Regions from separate parts of the Homo sapiens genome. Here region 1 is linked to region 2. A link is an interaction called in ENCODE POLR2A ChIA-PET data of the cell type or tissue named here. Cell type or tissue: HepG2. All regions are shown on one strand.

Region 1 (4,000 bases), 84 kb after region 2:
CTAGATGAGGGGCTGTTGTTTCTCCTTTGCACAAAAGAAGGAACTGGGGCCCTGAGAAGTTGAATGATTGCCCCAAGCCACACAGCTAAGAAGGCTGAGGGGCAAGATTCAGGCCAGGCCACCAGGGTGGCCTCCCACAGTCCACTGGAGGTCAGTCTCTTCTCTTTGACATGCATGGCACACTCATTACCTTATTAGGGATATAGGTAAACCTTGGATTGTCCATAGTTATCCCCATTTGAAAGATAAGGAAACTAAGATTCAAAAATGGGGCATTACTTGCCCAAGGTCATCTAGACTGAAATGACAGCTTTTTCATGTGAACCCAGGTCTATGACTACTTGCATTTTGAGTTAGTTTTCCTAGTAGTTGCCCCGAGAATTATAAATTCATATTAATATCAACTTAATGACAATAATATATAAAAACTTTTTCTGTGTAGCTCCTTTTCCTCCCTCCTCCTTTGTGCCATTATTGTCATACAAATTGCATCCTTGTACCTCATCAGTATAGATTTATAACTGCTTTTATGCCTTTTAAATCAGACAGTGGAAAAAAGTCACAAATGAAGAAATGAACTAAGAACCAGAACCCTTCAAAATTCATTTTTCATTTGTACTGTCTTTTATACTTACCTACATAGTTATCTTTACTGGTACCCTTTATTTCTTCCTGGGTTTATGTCGCTGTCTAGTGTCCTTTCATTTCAGCCTAAATGATTCACTTCAGCATTTAGTGAAGGGAAGGTATGTTGGTTACAAATTATCTCAATATTTGTTCATCTGAGAATATCTTAATTTCTTCTTTGTTATTGAGAGATAGTTTTGCTGGATATAGAATTCTTCATTGACGTTCTTTTCCTTTTAGCACTTTTTAATATATCACCTTCTGGCCTCCATGATTTCTGTTGAGAAATCAGCCATTAATCTTACTGAGCTGTATGATGGTTCAGTTGTCTCTTGCTCCTTTCAAGGTTCTTTCTGTCCTTGGCTTTTGACAGCTTGATTATGATATGTCTGGGTGTGGATCTCTTTGAATTTATCCTACTTGGAGTTCACTGAGCTTCTTGGTTGTGTAGATTAATGTTTTTAAATCAAATTTTGGCAGTGTTCAGCCATTATTTCATCAAAATCCTTTATCCTTCTTTCTTTCCTTTCCTTCTTGAACTCCCAGTATGCATATGTTGGTACACTTGATGGTGTGCCATGTTTGTTCATTTTTTAAATTATTTTATCTTTTTGTTCCTCAGACTGAATAATCCCAATTGGCCTATCTTCAAATTTGTTGATTCTTCTGCCTGCTGAAATATTTTGAGCTCCTCTAGTGAATTTTTCATTTCAGTTATTGTACTTTTCAACTATACAATATGTGAATGTTTATTTGGTTCTTTCTTTAAAATAATTTCTGTTTATTTATTACTATTCTATATGTGATGAGGCATAATTCTCATACATTTCTTTAGTTCTTCAGACATGGTTTCCTAGTTCCTTGATCATATTAAAATAGCTGATTTAAAGTCTTTGCCTAGTAAGTCCAACTTCTGGACTTCCTCAAAGATACTCCTTATTAACTGCTTTTTTCTCCTATTTATGGCTCATAGTTTCTTGTTTCTATGTATTTCTAGTAATATTTTTGTTGAAAATTTGACACTTAAAAGAATATAATGTGGCAAATCTGGAAATCAGATTCTCTTCCCTTCTCAGGATTTGTTGTTGCCTTTGCTGTTTGTTGTCACTATTTAATTAATGACTTTTCTGAACTAATTCTGTAAAGTCTGTAAAGCCATTGAAGTCTCTGCTCAGTTAGCTTTGTGATCAGCTAATGATTAGACAGAGATTTACTTAAACGTCTGGAACCAGTAAGTCCCTCAGTCTTTGCTGAAGGGCTCTGTGTGTGTGTGTGTGTGTGTGTGCGCGTGTGTGTGTGTGTTGGAGCACATCCTTAACACCCATCCATGCAGTTTACAACTCTGCCTTAGCCTGCACTTCCTGTTTTAAAGCCTCAAGGTTAGCAGAGGTGAGAGCTTAGAGCCTTCTCAGGTCTTTCCTGAGCATGTACATAGCTCTGGGCATTTACACAGCCCTATGCTTGCATGCAGCCTTCTAGATTCTCAGGAATATGTTGGAGCTTCTCAGAGCCCATGTGGACATCTTATTTCCTAGCTTTTCCTTTAAAGCTTTTTGGTTAGTCTCTTGTATGATCCAGCTGTTTTCGAATGCCTCAGGCTGCTGTGATGTTCAAAAATTTGACTCTGATTGTCTGCAACAAACGCCCCTGGGGAAAATGCTGTTAGCACAAAGCAAGCTTTAGGTCAGATCAAATACAGACAGCATTGAGGGTAGGATCTTCCAGAGAACCATCAGATGGGTCAAACAGTGATAGTTGTCTGGGAATGGGATTTTGAAGGAGCTCCAACCCAGTTTTTCCTTTGCCAGTGACTGCCAGGCTGCTGGTTTTCACTGGGATTGCAGGTGTTGGTTTTCAAGGATACTGCAGAAGGCGTATGGGTAATAGGGCAAGTTAAAATGCCACAAAGCTTACTGTTTTTACTGAGATTTTGCTGATTAATGTTCCCTGGAATCCCGCAAGCCTTTGGTTAATTTCCAGAGTTCTGAAAAAGCTTATTCTGACCATTTTTGTCTGTGTTCTTGTTGCTTTATGAAGGGGAGAATTTTCAGAGGTCCTTAGTCCACCAAATGGTTCACTGATATCCAACTCCTTCCACTTTTGCCAGGAGGCAGGATATACAGGTGTGAAAGGGCAAGCTGGATGTAAGAGAATGCAGAAGGCAATGTCCTGAAGATCTACTAAGTGGCAAAAGGTATGGGTATTATAAGGGTCATAGAAGCCCTCAGAAGGGCATGATTAAGGTAGACTGAAAAACAGGTAAATGTTACTAGAGGCAGTGAGACTCCAGATTACTCCAGCTACCAAGAGGGAAGGACTAGGCATGTGTTCACCCATCCCAGCATCTTCTGTCTCCTGACAACCTCTTCTGCCAATGATCATTCCCCAGCCAGATCTTTGACCAGGGTCATGGTTATCTTAACTCAACCAAATGCTACTGCCCTATCTGGGAAAGTTGGTTTTAGTTTTTAAATTTCAACCTCTTTTCAAGGCTGCACCTTTTGACCTGCTCAGCCAGGTAGGACCTGAGACTTTATCTTAACTCCACATCTTCTTCTCACCTGTAACATGTCCTTTCCCCTGCTACCTAAGAGCCCAGGGTCAGGTAAATCTGGACTCAGAACTCCTTGGCAAATCAGGAGTCAGATCAAGACTCCCTGGCTCAGAACCTCTCTGCCACCATCCCCCACAGAGCCTGGGATTCCAGTCATCAGTGCTGACTACATCATTGCCTGGTCCAAGCATCTGTGTTTAAATGAATTCTGATTTGCTAAAATACAAGTTTCAAGGGGTTACAAGCCTGGGAGTCAATCCTAATGAATTCTGCCACTTACCACACAATTTATATGGTCTGAATTTCTATGGCTGTAAAATAAACAGGAGGATCTTATTAAATAAGGACCCTCTGAGACTAGGAGCCTATGACTGTGACAGCCAGGTGGAGGGTCACTTTTTCAGGGAGTTACAAAGCCTTCCCAGCTCCTCAAAGCAGAGTTAGGTGCCTTCCCAGGTCCTCACAAGCTCCCGTGCCTCCCCCTGCCCCACTCTGAGAGCCCCAAATAGCTAGTGACTATTTGCAACTGTGTCTCCCTAACCACACCAAATATAAAAAGAACAAAGAAACTACCAGATTCTTCTCTGTGCCCCTAGCACCCAGCGTCAAGACTTGTAGACAGCAGGTGCTCAAGTAATGTTAGTCCCTACTATTATAAAATTATTGGGACTTAACTAGGGTTTCCTGATAGTCACAGTGCAGCCCTTCAGCACCTGCAGAAGACTGTGAAAGGGAGAGAGGAAGGAAGAATTATAGCCATTTAAATTTGTAAATGCTTTGGTACCTATTAGTTATCCACTAACAAATATTTGCTAAGCC
Region 2 (4,000 bases):
ACTGCACATCTTGGCTGCTTCCAGCTCAGAAGACCAAGGTTTCCCCACTTCAGAGCCATGCTAAAGAATGCTTTTCAGCTTCCAGAGTGGCTTCCAAAGAGGCAGCAACCCAGGGCAGAGCCAGTGGGGCTGCCCCCAGGGGAAAACACCCAGCCTCCCCAGGGCCACCTTGAATGGGGAAATACTCTTTTGGATGGAAAGTGCTCTGATTCAGAGTCACATGGTCTAGGTCATGCATCATTTTGAGGACAGGAGAGGCCATGGTCTTAAACCTATAGCCCTCTTGACCTCTAATTTGACGGGGATTAAGCCAGGGACAGGACATCCAGAAATCTAGGGTTGACTTGCTATGTGACTTTGGGCACATCACTTCCCCTCTCTGAATTTCACTGCCTTCACTGTACAAGAATAATTATAACACCTGCCTCTGATTCACAGAGCCACTGAGTACTCTGCCAGGCACTGGGCATCATCCACCACTCGATCCTCAGGAAAACCCTATGATACAGGTGCCATAATGAGTCTCATCTTACTATACATGTACCAAAGTCTCACACACAACTAGAAAGTAGCAGACCAATGTCTCCAAAGGTAATTGAGCTTTCTGTGTAAAGTCTGTACAGGAAGCTGAGGCAGGTCTGTTCCCAGATCTCTTTCATCTCCTGTCCCATTACCTAAAGGAACAATCACTAATGCTCAGTGCGACATCCAGGAGCCCTCTCAACCCCTCTCCTCCTATTTACATCCTCCCTCTCTTTCCTGCCCCAGCACCAGCACCCCCCTCTCCAGGAAGCCCTACCATATCCCTCCTTCTGAGCACTTGACATGCAGTGCTGTGCACTTAGCATGCCTTGTTGGAAGGGCATGACAGGAGCTGACTGGAGCAGTGACCCAGCTCAGGCACAGGAACTGACATGGGCATGCAAGTTCTCTTCCCTTGAGTGATGTCCTCCTTAGAACTCTTGCCCTGTGCATTGCTCCACTAGATGGTCCTCACAAACTGTCTAGTCCAGTCCAATCCTCTCATTTTACAGATGGGGAGACCAAAGTCCATAAAGAGGTGCTGATTTCCCCACAGTCAGCCAGCAGATAAGGTGGAACCCAACCAGCAGCGGAGCTGCTTTTTCCAGCTTCCCTTGGAGAGATTTGAAGGCAGGAAGCTCCTCTCTGCTTCCTGTTACCCCCAACAGGGATAGTACTACAGCTCCAGGCAGCTTTTAAGATAGACTTTGCTGTTTGGCTCCCCTTAGATTTCTGGAGCCCTCTATGGCTAAGAGATGTTTCAGTCTCCTTGGATAGCTCACCATGGGGAGGGCTGAGCGCATGCAGTTCATTCACTGGCCCAGCCAGCCACCACTTACTCCATTCACTCTCTTTTATTTTCCCATCTGTACATTTATTTACTTCCCTTTTCATTTGTTCAGATAATTGTCTATTCATTCACTTATTCACTGACCCATTTATTCCTTTACTCATTTAACAAGCACAGAGCACTCTGCCTGCACGAACTGGGGAGACCTATAATAAAGCAGATGACCACAACACACAATGATTGTACAGTAGGCAGCTTGGCGGACCGCGGGAGCCCAAGAGGGAGTGACTAAGCTCCAAGGAGACACCTCAGAGGAGTGACATCCCAACAGGGCCTGTAAGAATGAGCAAGGATTGTCCAGGTGAGAGAGGAGGAAGGAACATCTGTTAGCTCCTGATGTGGTTTTCTGGGGCCACTTAGAGCTGAGCTTCCCAAATCCCTTGGCTTTTGGTCAGCCTAGGCAGAAGGAACCACAGCCCAGACTGTGGCTCAGATCGAGTTCTTGGATATGTTTACCTCTAGCCCTGACTCTGGACCTTGGTCGCTGATTTTCCCCAGTCTGCATGGAGGCATAGAATGGTATGAGTCTGGCTGGGCAGGAAGAGCTTGGAGTCCTTTCTTTCCGTCCCCGTCTTGGCTTATGGCCAGGCTTCCTGATTATTATCTGGGTGCACAGTTCCACGTGGTCTCCTCTACCCCTGCTTGCCTGAGTTGGAGGAAAGGAAGAGAAGGAGGGAGGGGGTATTCATAAACTCAACAAGAATTTCTTTATGGGCAGGAGAGCAGTGAAGGCCACTGTGTTTGGAATCAGATAGACATGGATTCAGATTCTGCCGTGCTGCGTACTAGCTATGTGATCTTGGACAGGTCCCTCTGAGCCTGTTCTCTTCTCTGTAAAATGTGGCTAATAGCATGTAACTCGGAGGGTGGGTCACATTCTCTGTGTCACCATTGTTGACAGACAGTCTGTTCTCCAAATATGGTGGCTAATGTTTTCCTATTCATCTACTTGCTACACAGTTGTAGCACAGTTGCCATGTGCAGGACTGCCAGAAAGGAGCTGGCTATGCAGACACATAAAGCATTCACAGCCCAGCCACGGAGACAGACAGGTGAACCCTTGCCTTCCATGCAGTGTGGTACTGCCAGGGTCTCAGGTCCACTCAGGGCACTTCAAGGAACCACAGCAGGCTGTAGAGTGAAGGTGATGTTCTGACTGGGCCTTAAAAGCAGAGTACATAGGAGGCTTTCTTTTCTAAATCCAGGTAGCACCTCTGACTGCTAGATTACTTTATTCTGACCTTCAGCTCTTCCAAATGCAAAATGGGAATAATAACTGTTGCAAGAATGAGACAGGACAGCACATGTTAAGAGGCTTTGTAATGGGAAAGAGCACTTCTTCATGAAAACAACCAACCAAACCCAGCCAACCTGAGTCTAAAGCCCTTCCCCAGCAGCACACGCCTGCGGGCCAACATGCATGTCATAGATCATAAAGAATCCGGGAGTATTTGTTCAGGAAAAGACAAGAGGGAGGTGAGAACACTAGTTTCTCTTGCTCTTTTTTTTTTCTTTTCTTTTTTGAGACAGTGTCTCACTCTGTCACCTATGCTGAAGTGCAGTGGTGCAATCATAGCTCACTACAGCCTCAAACTCCTGGACTCAAGGGATCCTCCCACCTCAGCCTCCCAAGTAGCTGGGACCACAGGCACATGGCACATGCCACCATGCTTGGCTTTTTTTTTTTATTTTATTTTTTATAGACACAAGGCCTTACTATATTGCCCAGGCTAGTCTCAAACTCCTGGGCTCAAGCAATCCTCCCACCTTGGCCTCTCAGAGTGTTGGGATTACAGGCGTGAGCCACTGCACCTGGCCAAGAACTCTGGTTTCTAGCCCATTAGAACTTGGGAGGAGTGTCCCATGAGTGACAGAGGTAATAGCCTCTCAGCCTGCTGCCTGACGCCCACCCATCCGCAGATATGAGGGAATGGATATTCACTGTGGCAGGAAAGATAGGCTAGAATCTCAGTGGAGCATCCTGGACTTCAGCACCCAGCATTTCAGACTCACTTTCTAAGGGTTTCCGGGGTTCCTGGCCTATCTGGACTGCCTGCCCAGGGCCTGTGGAACTCTCTCTTCTCACCTCTGTGGCCCACCAACTTCCAGGGGAGTCCTGGAGCCCGTCCTTGCGTGCTGGACTTGGTCCATGACACCTGAACACCATCTGTTGGGTCTGGATGCGTCTCTGACCCTGCTCTGCAGGAGCTGTGCGTGGTCTTGAACAAATCACTTAACCTCTCAGGGTCTGTTTTCTCATCTGCAAGACGGGAAAACAGTACCTGCTTCATAGAACAGTTTTAAGTGCAAACGTTAAACTGTGTACAGTGCTTTGGCTAGTGCCTGAGACATAGTTGGAGCTTTCTCGACTGTGCCTCTCAGGATCACAGTCAGTTCATACACTGGGGAGGGTGTGAAACAGAATGGGGAGAAGAAAAGAGACAAGAGAAGGCAACTGTGAAGTGGGTTTGAATAGAGAAGGAGAAGAGCCAGGTGGGAAGGCGTTAGAAGAGGGGGTGCAAGCCCCCCCAGTCTGACCCTGCCCACTGCTGGCCCATGTCCTGCAGCTTCCCTAATGGGCCCTTCTCCACCTGTGTGGATTTTCTTGTCATTCAGCCAATGTGCAGA

The links. Peaks named below come from ENCODE experiments on the same cell type or tissue, not always from the same donor. Only the 100,000 strongest peaks of a DNase experiment are listed, where the experiment ranks them.
Region 1: POLR2A ChIA-PET joins it to region 2 with 8 read pairs; 1 of 35 experiments calls an interaction of 5 or more read pairs at or near these places.

Annotation. Positions count from the first base shown.
Region 1 is chr1:47,832,492-47,836,491 of GRCh38, reverse strand. All of the region lies in intron 2 of TRABD2B (TraB domain containing 2B), which reads left to right. Among named protein-coding and RNA genes, the nearest start is that of LINC01738, 150 kb to the right of the region's middle. In HepG2, no CTCF peak of the experiment used is centred here; a DNase peak (open chromatin) is centred at 1,874.
Region 2 is chr1:47,916,629-47,920,628 of GRCh38, reverse strand. All of the region lies in intron 2 of TRABD2B (TraB domain containing 2B), which reads left to right. Among named protein-coding and RNA genes, the nearest start is that of TRABD2B, 79 kb to the left of the region's middle. In HepG2, a CTCF peak has its summit at 988; DNase peaks (open chromatin) are centred at 1,038, 1,938 and 2,258; H3K4me3 peaks cover 832 bases.